Regions from separate parts of the Homo sapiens genome. Here all the other regions are linked to region 3. Evidence: chromatin contacts called from ENCODE Hi-C or POLR2A ChIA-PET data. All regions are on one chromosome and are shown on one strand. Each heading gives the region's core, a stretch centred on a gene start or an enhancer-like site at or near the end of the contact. The rest is flanking DNA. Distances are from core to core; before and after follow the strand shown.

Region 1 (4,672 bases), core at 1,837-4,336, 350 kb before region 3:
AACGCATCTGACAGAGAGAATCGGCCTGTGAGACGAACTGTGCCAGGGCGTGAGTGACGGTGCTGTTTGGCGTGATCCAGTGCTAATGAGCCAACAACATATACTAAGTGAGGTGTCTTTAAACAGGCACACACAGAAAACCAGGTTATGTATTGATCAGTTGATAAAAACGTGACCAGAGGCTCACAGAAACCTAACCCTGTACTTACTCAGGAGCAAAGCTTCGGTGTCCACTAACTCTGCCTTTGCCTGACTCTGTAGAATGTGGCTACTGTGAAAAACAAGAATGGATTGGGCCTTATGTTTGACTCTCCCATTCCCACGACTGCTTTATAATAGTTGTATTTGTGTTCCTAGATTCAAATGGCTTTAATGGGACAACCAAGATAAATTCATAGCAGCTGTTATCCAACCTGGAGGGGCAAGACCCTGAGCCTGAACTGCCCCAATGTAGAGACAGAGAAGAAGCTGTCACTGACTCGGTGGCACTCTCCACCAAGCCCTGTGTTCAGGAACCACATGTGCAATACTCCCTACGTGCTCACAAAGACCTTATATGGTGGAAACCTCTCTCCTGCTGATTTGTGTTTGTAGACACCAAAGCTTTGCAGGATAAACTAACTTGTCCAGGTTGACACAGTGAGGAAGAATCAAAGTTGGGTTTTAAACCTTGATCTGTGTGACTTCAAAGCCTGCACCCTAAACCACTCATACTCCTCTCCAAGAGCTAAAGAATTAGAACAGTTTTTCTCTTGGGAATATTAACACCACCATGCCACCAGCTCCAACTTGAAAAACTAGAAACATTTCATATAGTTATTATTTCAACCATTTTCAGCTTGCTTAATGGCTTGAAGCCTGTTAATAAGGTTGTGTGTGTGTGTGTGTGTGTGTGTGTGTGTGTGTGAGAGAGAGAGAGAGAGAGAGAGACACAGAGACAGAGGCAGAAAACGAGATGTTTTCTCCTTTCCCTCTCACCTTCTCTGCTTTCATTTTTATCCTCATTTATTTTAAAAATGTATACAAATTATCCACATTTATTTTCTGTCAGATTTTGGGTACCGAATAAGCCAAGAGGGCATACTGCTTACTGTGCCACCTCACATCCAGACTCAGGTTGATAGGAATTCATGTGACACACTCTCCACAGGTCCCTAGACAGGTGGTTCTTTAATAAGTCAGCCCTAGGTGGACCACTCTTGGGTTTTTCTCTTTCTGAACATCTTCCTGCCTCCAGTGGAGCTCTCTTTACTTCAATCCAAAAGCATGGAATAAATACCCACCAAGGTTTAATTACTAAAGCAGGAACAATAAAATCGAGACTTTTCCCTGAAACACTGAAGACATAATTGAAACCAACTGTGCCCTAGAAGCTTAGGTAACTTTCACAATGCATTCCTTATATGATGTGTAGAAAGAAAACTTTTTGTCTTTTATCTTTTTTCAAAGGCAGAGACAGAACAAAGATATTATGCTCACAAAATCAACTTCTGTGAGTGGGGTACTTCATGTTTTTATCGTGGATCTAGTGTTACCATTTAGAAAGTTCAAATGGTAGAGGACAAGCCTGCAGTTGTAAACGTGTGCTTCCAAGAAACCCACCAGGATGCGGTCAGGAGAGGAAGAGCGTTTTTGTGAAGCACATTCTAAAAGCTTATAGCCAGTCCAAGCCATGACACCCTTTGCCATGTGAGCATGGCCACATCAGTGTTACGCTGTATTGTCCTCTTCCGAGTCCTCGCCGCTCTTTGAATTTACCCTGGGGATTATTCACTCATTTATTTTTTGGAGAGGCAACACCCTTCCTTTCATGGCCAAGTGGAATGTAAGCTCTAGGAGAACTTGATTCTTACTACATTTCTGCTTCTCTCTAATGTTTGGGACATAATAGATGCTCCTTAAGTAAATGCTGAATGAATGATGAGCAGAAACAATTTGAGTGCTGGGGTCCTTTAGAGCACACACTAGAACAAATAACAAAGTCCAGCTTGCCAATCAGCTTGCTATTAAACCACCACGAGTCCATTAATTTCTGTAAGCTGCAGACCGTCTGAACATAAAATAACTCATTTCATAATTTAGCCCCAAATACCTCAAAAGAGAAGTATGAGAAAAATGTAATTGGTCTGGAAACTTACCTGCGGGAAATTCAGTTCATTTATTGCAATGGCTGGGGTGAGAAATTCTGGAAAATTGGTGCATAATTTTAAACCAATTCACCCATGTTTAATTCAAACTCACATAATCTCATGAAGAAATATGAGGGAAAATAGATTAAACTATCATCAGCCAATGAATTGGCTTAATTATATTATTATATATTAATCATATTAGTTATTATAGTATATATGGAGAATAATTAATGAGAAGCAGTGACTTCTTTAGAGGGAACAACGCTCCATAATCCATTGTGTACTTTGTTATTGCCCTGGTTAGATACTCTTTTAAAATAAATCATACATATTAAATTATTTTATAAGGCCAGCATTAAAATGAGAAGCATTTATTACATTCAAACATTGGTAACATTATTCTGCTTTGCAATGTGTGCTACATTATTTGCCTCCTCTCCCCACACAGCATGAGTAAAGACAAGTGGAAGGACAAAGATAAAATCACCTCAGATTCTATGCTGTCCCCTTTACCCCACAGGAAAAGTCTAAGTTCTCAAAATGAATGTTTCTCCAATAAAATAACATTTTTTGCAAGGTGAGCAGACATCGCTAATGCACTATGAACACCCCATTGGCAATATATTAGTTTTATGCTAGCTTTTAATGTTTGTGGCTAAAATCAAGTTGATATTTCTTCACAAATACAGCACTTTATATCCTCAGCTTTATGAGCTAACTGACGTCAATCTACTGTGATTAATAGCCGGAGATTAAAAATAAATTGTTTTTGAATAGTGTGCCATTATAGCATCTAAAATATCCCCAGAAATCATAAACAGGGGCGGCCAGGGCCAGTCTCTGTCTGCATCTGCGATGAGACATCCCTTTGTCACCCTTTCCGGTCTGTAAAGCCTTCTAGAAAACACAACTTCTGTGAAATCTAGGTTGTCAGCATGAAAAGCAAATTGGCAGAACACAGGGTTCTGTTGCTAAGCGATCCCTGGCAAATACGATACGTGTACATTATAGCACTTGATGACACCATCAGGAGAGAAGAGAGGTCTCCAGCTTGATGGAAATGTACAGTTTCCGAGAGATGAGGGGCAGCAGGGAGAGCGGGGTGGGAGGGTCAGCCCCGCTTGCCTGAGAGGCCAGGTCTGGGGCTGCTGTGGTTCTATTTTGTGAGTGGTCACCTTAATTGGGAAATAGGTGGACATTGTATTTAATCTTCAGGGTGTCAGTATTCTCTGCTTGTGTCTAGGCTTGCCTCATTTTTGAAAGGAAGAGAGTGATGATTCTGCTGTTTCCATTCATTAGTGCGTCAGAGGGGCGATTTAGTCATAGCCATGTGCCCAGGTGAGCAGCAGTTTACAGGGATTCTTGAGAGCAAAAGAAAAGGGGAAACATGTATTTAATAATACTGCATGTGCTGGAGGAAGCATCTGGTAAAATGCCGGGGATGTGGTGAATTTCAATCCCAAATTCTATCCAATTAAAGAGCTGCAAGAGGCTCTGAGATCAGCTGGCCCAATCTCCTCAATTTGCAGGTGGGGAAACCAAGGGGCAGAGAGGTTAAATGGTGGCCCAAGGTCACACAGATGACCCATGGTCCACTGCCACCCTAGTCCAGCCTTATTTATTTATTTATTTATTTATTTATTTATTTTTGAGATGGAGTCTCGCTCTGTCGCCCAGGCTGGAGTGCAGCAAGGCGATCTCGGCTCGCTGTAAGCTCCGCCTCTTGGGTTCACGCCATTCTCCTGCCTCAGCCTCCCGAGTAGCTGGGACCACAGGCGCCCGCCACCATGCCCGGCTAATTTTTTTGTAATTTTTTGTATTTTTTAGTAGAGACGGGGTTTCACCGTGTTAGCCAGGATGGTCTCGATCTCCTGACCTCGTGATGCGCCCGCCTCGGCCTCCCAAAGTGCTGGGATTACAGGCGTGAGCCACCGCGCCAGGCCAAGTCCAGGCTTTAAGTCTTTCCAGGGCATCCTGGGTGACGCGGTGATGTCTCTGTGAATAAGCTACACAATAGAATAGACACAGTGACCTTCAAGAATTGTAGAACCTTCATTTATCATCTCTTTAATGTCAAGTAAGGTTACCCTTAGTGATACAGCACAGACACAAATTAAGAGAAATTAAGACAAAATCAAATGAAAGATTTGACTGCAGTATTGCCAGCTGTGATTAGGTGGAGTTGTCTCAACCCTTTCGTGTGCTCTCTTCTCTCCACTGGCTTGGTTGTGGATATTATCCCTTGCTTTTAACTAAATCAGTCATATTTTCTGGGCCATAATTCCAAATTAGAATGCACACCTTCATCCAGGTATTGCAATGCTTCAACCTGACAGGTATGCCCATTATGGCAGTAGGTCTCTTTCTCCATTTTTACTTATTAACTTTACATTCTTAGTTATGTCTGCCTCTGTGTAACTGTCGAATGATCATGCCATGAGAAGTTCCCCAGGATGGTCAGTAGTTAGGAAATTTGACAAGAATAATCAGAAACTTACAATACTGATGGAGAAAACATTTCAGAACAATATATTATTCTG
Region 2 (4,841 bases), core at 319-2,818, 430 kb before region 3:
GCCTATCTGGCATGGAGGGAGGGGAGAGAAAGAGCAAGGTGGGAAGTGCCAGTTTTAAACCATCAGATCTCATGAGAACTCACTCACTCACTGTCATGAGAACAGCATGGAGGAAACCCACCCCCATGATCCAGTCACCTCCCACCAGGTCCCTCCGTCAACTCATGGGGATTACAATTTGAGATGAGATTTGAGTGGGGACACAGAGCCAAACCACATCAACATCTTATATCATGTAGTTGTCTACCTACGTGAGTAAAGAGAAAGGGGTGGGTACCAATACCTACAGAGTGGCCAGGTGTGTAGCTCTCGTTCTCTGTCAGATTTTGAGAAGCCTGCTTATGACTGGACTTGTGTAACTGTCTCCAGCCTGTCCCAGTCATGGGCCAGTCCAGCAAGATTCTGGGGGCAGCCAATGGCTGGATCCTTCCCACTTTCTAAAAATGAAATAAAAAACAGATTGCCCCTCCACTGGGTTCCTGGGAAGACATCCAGCAGCCCTTTGGGATGGCCTATGGACTGGCAATTGTTGTAAAAATAAGCACATGCTGTCTCAGGGCATGAATGGAGTCAGGTTGGCTTAACTGGAAATAAACACAGTGAACCTTGAGAAATCTTATATCCTCTTCCTCTTTTGGTTTTCCTTTTGGCAGGTTTTCATGGGAATCTGTATTTATTTGTTGAGGGCAGATCTTTCTGTTCATAGTGAATTGAGAAGGATAAATAGGAGGAAGAGGTAGATAAAAGGGGCAGGTAAGATCTCACCGATAAATGTCGGTGGGTCTAAAATTTTGATAGCCCAGTGCATTTTTATCTGTGGACTTAACATCCTTTCAAAATAAGTTTTAATCTCATCAGGTTTTTTAAAAATCAAACAATCATATATGATGATGCTGAAGCTAGTAATAATGACCAACATTAGTAATCATTTTAAGAGCAGGCTGCTAATTCATGGCTTTATATTTTTTTCTTCAGATTTTTCACACTTTAGCATTCAGGGGACATTATCTCATTTTAACTCAAAGCAATCTGAAGGAGTAGATGGGAGGCCCATTATTATTTCTTGATGGTGGAATGTAACTGAGACTCAGAAAAGTTCAAGGACTTGCCCAAGGTCTCAAGGCTAAGGGGGATAAGCTGGGAAATGAAACCAGGACTTTTAACTCCAAACCCAAATTGCCTCTGTTCTCTCAAGATAGAGGTTATCTAGCATGCTTTGCCAAGTGGAATTTTCTAATCCACTCTGGTCCGAACACAGATGGATTATGTCAAGTCAATGACGTGTCTCTCTCTTAAACAAAACAATATCCTTCGCACTTGTCCCCTTGTGCGTAGATGGTGGCAAATGATTGTTTGCCAAGCCTTCTACCTCCTCCCTTTCTGTGTTCCATTGAGATCATGGAAATGCAAAGTAAATAGCCATGGAGTAAAATGCCTCCGAGAGTATTTATTTAAGAGTATTGTTCCAGGATATGCACGAAGATAAAGACTTTATGTAATGAATGAGTGACTCAGGAGGCCAAACACCAAGGAGTTATATTCTGTACCCAGCAATGTCCTGGCCAGAGTGAGGTCACTATGTGCTCCCTCTGGACATGCCCTTAAAAAAGGATCACCTTGCCAAGCTAAAAGCCAGTCCTATCAATCACAGGGGTGGGCATGAGCTCAGGGAAAAGAGCATAGGAACAATTCTGGGCCATTGCTGGTTTGTCAAAATGTCAAGGTGGGAAGCAGGCAAAATGAAATCCATCCAAGAGGAAGCAGCGAGGGAGACTGCAGCCCACATGCGGGGCTCTCCTAGCAGAGAAGAGAAAAGGAAATAAATATCCTGGAAAGGGCAGGCATAGGTTTAATGACTGGGCCAGATGGTAGGAGGGACCAGGGCAGTGATGGTGGAATTCTGGCATTGGGAAACCCTGGCAGCAGAGAGCTTGCTCTTCATTTGGTTCCTCAAGGGCCCAGTCAAGGAATAGGGTTGGTTATGCTGTCACACAACCTCTCTATGAGCGTAGGAAAAGCACTACCTTCTGGGAGTCCAGTGTAATAGGTTTCAACATCACCCAGATCCCTATAGATGCAACAAACAAACAAACAAACAAAACACTAATAGCCTAATTTGGAAGCATGTCAAATAAAATGCTACAAAGCAGGAAGCACACAAATGTCTCTGCATATTTAATAATTATTGACTTTTTAAATTGGTTTTAAAATAAAAGCTTTCTGGATGAAATACAGATTTAAAAGGATTACTAGAAAGTGTGGCTTCAGTACCCCTACTTATTTTACATTAATTCTCCACTTTTATGCATTAAGCTCTACCATTCCGCTAATTTCCCATAAACATATATCTGCAGTGCAAATTGTTTTACCACTGAAAATGCCTCAGATGCAATCTACTGGCATCATGAACAGAATTTTTCATAAACAGCCCTGTTTATTCACTAACTGCATATGAAATAGACTGTAAGGTGCTCATGAAAAACGCAATCAGACAAGACACTGTCTTCTTCAGGGAGCCTGGCTTATTGTTTTACATAATAAGAACATAAAGAATTGCATTTTATTGATATGGGAACACATTTTATTGCTTTCTCTGATTTAACATCTTTACAAAATGTAGTGGATTAGACTCTCCATTTCATTAAAGTAAGATTACTGGCCCTGTTTCATGATAGCTTCTGATTTTTGAGGAAAGAAATGATCTTCCACATAGCTTTTTGTTAGTTAATTCTTATGGTAAGTAGCAATCATAAAATTGGCGTGGCACTCTCTTTGTAGAAATACATTAAAAAGCATGCATATTTTTATCTTTTTAAATTATTGTAACATCAAATCAGTATAATTAGCAAATTTACCACCTTGAACATTTATCATTTATTTGTGTTAAGAAGATTCAAACTTCCTTTTTCTAGCTATTTAAAAATATATGGTAAGTTGTTAACTGTAGTCACCATAAAGTTCTATAGAATGCTAGAATGTATTCCTCCTGGCTAGCTGAAATTTTGTATACTTTAACCAACCTCTCCCTCTAACCCTTCCCCTCTCAGTTCCCAGCTTTTAATATTTACCCTCTTCTTCTAGGAGATTAACTTCTTTAGTTTTCACATATGAGTGAGAAGTGGTGGTATTTTATCTCTCTGTGCCTTATTTTACTTAACATAATGCCTTCCAGGCTTATCTATGCTGCTGTGAATGACAAGATTTTTATTCCTTTTTTTGGCTGAATAGTACTCCATTGTGGATATGTACCATATTTTCATATTTTCTTTATTCATTCATCTGCTGATAGACAAGGTTAATTTGGTGTCTTGGTTATTTGTAGAAAGTGCTGCAAAAAACCAAAACCAAAACAAAACAATGGGAATGGAGATATCTCTTCGACACACTGATTTCATTTTCTTTGGATATATAGCCAGTAGTGGGATTGCTGGATAATATGGTTGTGATGGTTAATATTGAGTGTCAACTTGATTGGATTGAAGGAACCAAAGTATTGTTCCTGGTGTGTCTGTGAGGGTGTTGCCAAAGGAGATTAACATTTGAGTCAAGGGACTGAGAGAGGCAGCCTCGCCCTCAATCTGGGTGGGCACCATCTAATCAGCTGCCAGTGCAGCTAAAATAAAGCAGACAGGAGAAGGTGGAATGAGCAGACTCACTGAGTTTTCTGGTCTTCATCTTTCTCCCATGCTGGATGCTTCCTGCCCTTGAAAATCAGACTCAAAGTTCTTCAGCTTTTGGACTCTTGGACTTACACCAGTGATTTGCCAGGGGCTCTCAGGCCTTTGGCCACAGACTGAAGGCTGCACTGTTGGCTTCCCTACTTTGGGGTGTGGGGACTTGGACTGGCGTTTTTGCTCCTCAGCTTGCAGACAGCATATGGTGGGACTTCACCTTGTGATCACGTGAATCAATTCTCCTAACAAACTCACCTTCATATATTCATCTATCCTATTAGTTCTGTCCCTTTAGAGAACCCTGGCTGATACAATAGTAGTTCTATTTTTAGTTCTTGAAGAACCTCTATGTTGTTGTTTTTTTTTTTTAATAATGGCTGTACTAATTTACATTCCCACCTACAGTACATAAGAGTTTCTCTTTCTCTGTACCCTCTCTAGCATTTATTTTTTGTCTTTTTGATAACAGTCATCTTAAGTGAGATGATAGCTCATTGTGGTTTTGATTTGCTTTATAGTCATGTTGAGCACTTTTCATATACTTGTTGGCCATTTGTGTGTCATCTTTTAAGTGATATCTATTTAGATCTTTCACAGAATTAAGTTCCTTATATATTCTGGATATTAATCCCTTGTCAGATGAATAGTTTGAAAATATATTCTTCCATTCTGTAAGTTGTCTCTTTGCTCTGTTGATTACATCCTTTGCTGTGTAGAATCTTTTTAGTTTGATGTAATCCCATTTGTCTATTTTTGGTTTTGTTGCCTGTGCTTTTGAGTCTTATTCATAAAATTTTTTGCCCATACCAATGTTCTGAAGCATTTTTCCTATGTTTTCTTCTAGTAGTTTCATACTTTCAGGTCTTATATTTAAGTCTTTAATCCATTTTGATTTCGTTTTTGTATGTGGTAAGAGATAGTTTATGGTAAGAGATAGTATATGGTAAGAGATAGTTTAGTTTAGTTTAGTTTAGTTTAGTTTTATTTTTCTGAATACAGATATCCAGTTTTCAGAGCACTATTTATTGTATTGGCTGTCCTTTCCCCACCAAATGTTCCAGATGCTTTTGTCAAAAATCAGTTGGCTGTAAATACATGTATTTATTTCTGGGTTGTCTATTCTGTTCCGTTGGTCTATGTGTCTGTTTTTATGCCAGTACCAAAGCA
Region 3 (4,503 bases), core at 1,460-3,959:
GTGAGGGCCCACCACCCATTTAATTTCTGGTGGGTCTGGGGCAGGCATCTGACACCCCACTTATGAGGTTGAAGTCCACATCCCCAGCAAGTCATATGTGTCCTACAAAAAATATGCTGGGCTACTCTGCAAGTGAGTACAATTTCAGTGTGAATTTCTTTTCAGTAATTAGGAACTCAGTCCCAAGTAAAACTTTAAAGAGGCCAAGAAAAAGAGAAACGGAAAGTGAGGAGACACGAGTTTTGGATGTGAGGAATAATCCTAGTCTATCACGTGTGCTGTGCATCCCTGGTACTGCAGAAGGTATTTTATGGCAGGTGGGTAGAAAGGATTTTCCAGGAAAGGGGAGAAAAAGAGGAGGAGAAGGCAGGGGGCACACGAAGAACATGCTCTGTTTCAAAAGTGATGTCTGGTGGGACATTGACAATGGGCAAAACAGTTTTATCTGTCCGCCTCCCACATGTTTTCCTGGCAATGAGTTTGTGTTTAACTTCAGAGGGGAATTCCTTTCTCAAACAGAGACCTTGTATCATTATTTTAATTTTATTGTTTTCAGAGACTATGAAGGGCATAATAGAAAGAATCCAGGGTTTGGAGAAAGGAGATGTGTTTGATTCCTGACTTTGAGACTGATTAGTTTTTGTGATTATGGGAAAATCACTTAATCCCTCAAAGTCTCAGATTGCTCATTAATAAATAGGGATGGTAACACCTGCTTTACCCGCCTCACTGAGACGCAAGGGTCCAGGGGGAGAAAGGAGACGTCAATGTGCTTGGTCAACAGGAGAGAGCCACTTACAAATAGCTGTTTATATTATGACCAGGATGCCATTAACACGTCACAGTGTATATCTGAGTATTTCCCATTATACGTATGCACCTAGAAGCGCTGCTATGGTTTTTGTTCATTTTCTTCCTCTGGCTCTTTGCACTTTGTAGGAAAGATCCTAAGAGTTAATGCTGAATTCCTATGTGACAGAAGAGAAACAATGGAGATAATTCAGAGCCTTGTCATCAAGCTAACAAGGAGCTTCCAGGTACAAAGCCTATCAGGCTCTGATTCCATGCAAGGAAAGTCATTTTCTCCTCCTTCTTCCTCAAAAATGCATGGCTATATTCTAAAGGAACCACACACCCTGAAGTTTCATGTCTCAACCTATATTCATCCATTGGCCTGCAGTGTCTATTACCCTGACTTCTGCACCTAGAGAGCTCCATCCACCCATCATCCGCCTCTAACATTCCTCTTGCCCTTCTGCCAGCTCTGGTTGCAAGGCCCTCAGATTCTCTCAGGCATTTACCTCTTTCTTCTTCTGGCTGCAGAAAATGCCGTGTGTGCACATCTCCTGCAGCGGCTCCTCACTTTTCCCACGTCACTGACATTTTGGGAGGATCCGATAAAGCTTATGAAGCCTCTGCCCAAACAAGTGGCATGTATACCATGGGGGCTCATGGGCCACTTGGAGCTCAACTACGAATCCACGAGTGGTTTATGGCCCTCAGGTTAGAAATTCTCTCCTCTTTGGAATTTCTTTCACTGAAAGTGGATGCACCTTCTGTCTCTTATATGGTCTGTGAGAGGGCAGAGGCAATGCCAGATTTGTTTATCAGTGTTTTGGATTTCCAGTAGCAATCCCTGTGCTTACATTAAGTACATGCTTATTGGATGACTGTAAGGGAATTAGCTCCACAAGTTAGTGCAAGTCTGGTTTATAGGCCTCCTGCTTGCACAATTTCCCTGTATGAATTATTGGGCATTTATATAGAGAAAGCGCTACAAGTTGTGAGAAAAATGTCACAAACATTCACAACAAATCCTTAGGCATTAAAAATATATATTTCTAATTAATATAGGGAACAAAGAGCTTTGTGCTCTTAACATAGATAAATTTGGTTACTGATACATTTATTAACATTGAAAGTTCATTTCGAAGTGTAGATGAACACAGTATTATTTCTACTAGACATTTAGGGGATTAAAAACAATGAAATATATAGCTGCAAGTCTCAGGCACAAGCACTCTTGGCTACTACAGAGAGGCAAAGAAATTAGAAAAAAAATCCTTTTCTTCCAAAGAGACATATTCTCTTCTTGTCAAGCCCAGGTCTATTAACATGGCAAAGGAAGAAACTTCACACAGCTCCTGCTTGCTTAATGTCCACTTAGTGATAAATGGAGACCCCCCTTCTCTGGGGGTGTTAATCTAGTTTCCCCAAAGGACTTACTCGTTTGGAAAATGAGGAAAATTATGCATTGATTTAAAATGGTTCTGGAATGCAGAGGAGCGCCCCACTTTGTATGAGACAAGAATTCAGACAGTCACAGATCATCAGCAGAAGAGCACCTCAGTAAATTATCTTCCACACTTTTTCTAATTTTCATGAGCACTCCCACCCCCAACTCCCCACACACAAATAAATCACTGTGGGGAGAAATCATCAAGGGGAGTGAAAAAGATTTAACTGCTTCAGACAGGATAAAACACTACAAGACCCGCACATAGGCAAGAAGCCTGGGGGATGCTAAGCTCTGCATCCCATTATGGGATGTCAAGATTTGCATAAGGCAGACTAATGTCTCATACTTCAGTCTCGTTTCGATGTGTCAGAGAATAAATGACGATAATGTTGGAACTTCTGTTTCAAACATCAGGAGCAGAGAATAGCAATTTGCACACACCGTCCTGGAGCACATCCCAGGTTTCCATGAGTAATTCAGGGGCATTTGAGTCATTGTAAAGCATCCTGCATCTTGTCGCTAAACAATGAATGGGTAACTGCACTTGATTTGGCATAGAAACATCTGAAACCCATATGATATTGACTTAGGATGCAATTGCGTGTCTTTGAATTTTGATCTTTCATAGTTAGTTCTACCTGATATAATATTTAGAATCTTTTTTTTTTTTCTGTAGTAGAAGGGGCTGTCTGCAAGTGTTCCCTTGGAGAAATTTGCAGAGTCACATTGCTTGGTGGAATGCTAGCCCAAGAATTATTTTGTTTGTGTCGTGAAAAATGACGCCCTGGCTTCGAGAATCAGGCTTTTGTCATGAATAGCAGCTTCATGCTCGTGAAGACTGAAATGGATTGATTGGTTTGAGTACTTATTAAAATGCCTTAAGAATAAATGTTTTTTTCTTCTTAAAGAACATCTATGATAAAATATTTATAAATATTTAAATATATATTATTTAAATGGTTTGACATTGGTTTTCTTTTTTCTCTTTCTTTTTTTCTTTCTCTTTTTCTCTTTCTCTCTTTCTTTCTTTCTCTCTTCTTTCTTTCTTTCTGGGCAGTGTATTGCTCTGTGGTCTAACCTGGAGTGTAGTGGAGCAACCACGGCCACTGTAGCCTCCACTTCCCAGGCTCAAGCGATCTGCCCACCTCAGCCTCTCAAGTAGCTGGGACCGCAGGCACATGCCACCATGCCTGGCTATTTTATTATCATTATTGTTTTTTTTGTAGAGACAAGGCCTGGTTAGCTACTTTGCCAGGGCTAGTCCTGAACACCTGGGCTCAAGCGATCCTTCCACCTCAACCTCCCAAAGGGCTTGGATTATAGGCATGAACCACCATGCCTGGCTGATTTGACATTGGGATGCACTTAAAAATGATCCAGTGCCAGAGGAGGGAAATGGGCAGGAGTAGAGATGAAATAGGATGGGCCACAGAGAAGGTTCATTAATCTATTCTTTATACTTTTGTCTATGTTTGAAATTTTCCATAAGGAAAACTTGAAAAACAATTATTTTGTAAACAAATGGCCCTATGGAATAAAAGTATATTGTAAAAAAATTGTTTATAAAATACTCTCACTCCAAACTCATAATGTTCTTATTCAGAATATTTATGTAATCAAATAAAATATTTGAAATTAATAGTGACTTCCATTTAGCTTATGTGATCCTTATTAAGTAAAAATGCCACAAGAGCTAGTTCTATCAAATAGATTTGTATGTCAAACTGCTCTTTTATAGGTAAATTTTACCTCAAACAACTATTTAATAGCCACCTACTATATGCAAAGAAATACTGTACATTACAGCTTTTTTGTTGACATCATTTTTAGTACCTGTTTATAACTTATAAGCTAAGGATGCACTGTATCAGAATGTAATAAAACTGAATTTTTAAAAAATATTTTGAGTCTGATTTTCGTTAATTCGGCCTGGCTGTCTTCCACTTTCTTCTCCAGATTTCTGAGATGTACTGCATTTTTTGTCAAGACCCTGTCTTCCTGATCTTTTTCAGTGAGTAGAGAATAACATGCTCATGTGATTTCACTTTATTCTGGATAAACTCAACCAGACGCTGAGATGCCATTCAGAGCAATGGAGCACCCTAGTGGCCTAAAGGAGCCAAGGACTCTCATTCACCATTTGAATCGGGTCTCATAGTTTTTGAAACCAAGCAACTAGAAATAATTAGCATAATAATATTAGCCACATCATCACATGAGATGGAAAAAAATGTTGTGAATTAATGGGATCTTTATGTCTAGAA

The links. Hi-C counts contacts between places; a loop is a spot of excess contacts on that map. ChIA-PET counts read pairs that join two places held with the same protein, here RNA polymerase II (POLR2A). Pooled maps may share reads with other maps.
Region 1: a map of PC-3 shows a loop between it and region 3 (4-fold over the local background). The contact joins two enhancer-like sites. A Hi-C loop is called at or near these places in 3 of 168 maps with a recorded cell type or tissue (GM12878, PC-3 and endothelial cell of umbilical vein), 1 of 37 single-sample maps with no recorded cell type and 4 of 50 pooled maps.
Region 2: a loop to region 3 is called in a map with no recorded cell type, with 2.4 times the contacts of the local background. The contact joins two enhancer-like sites. A Hi-C loop is called at or near these places in 3 of 168 maps with a recorded cell type or tissue (Caco-2, IMR-90 and PC-3), 3 of 37 single-sample maps with no recorded cell type and 5 of 50 pooled maps. POLR2A ChIA-PET finds 5 or more read pairs at or near these places in 1 of 52 experiments (OCI-LY7).

The regions. Positions count from the first base shown.
Region 1 is chr13:109,493,470-109,498,141 of GRCh38, reverse strand. No RefSeq gene overlaps it. Among named protein-coding and RNA genes, the nearest start is that of LINC00399, 95 kb to the right of the region's middle. Within about 2 kb of position 3,086, at least 4 of the 41 ENCODE cell types and tissues checked have a DNase peak (open chromatin) inside an H3K27ac peak, as active enhancers do.
Region 2 is chr13:109,573,123-109,577,963 of GRCh38, reverse strand. No RefSeq gene overlaps it. Among named protein-coding and RNA genes, the nearest start is that of LINC00676, 150 kb to the left of the region's middle. Within about 2 kb of position 1,568, at least 3 of the 41 ENCODE cell types and tissues checked have a DNase peak (open chromatin) inside an H3K27ac peak, as active enhancers do.
Region 3 is chr13:109,145,582-109,150,084 of GRCh38, reverse strand. The region is part of intron 32 of MYO16 (myosin XVI); the gene reads right to left. LOC105370356 (a long non-coding RNA gene) reads left to right here. Exons shown (of 5, transcript XR_931717.3): 2 at 1-317; 3 at 940-1,037; 4 at 1,324-1,503; 5 at 2,916-3,128. Among named protein-coding and RNA genes, the nearest start is that of MYO16-AS1, 19 kb to the left of the region's middle. Within about 2 kb of position 2,709, at least 4 of the 41 ENCODE cell types and tissues checked have a DNase peak (open chromatin) inside an H3K27ac peak, as active enhancers do.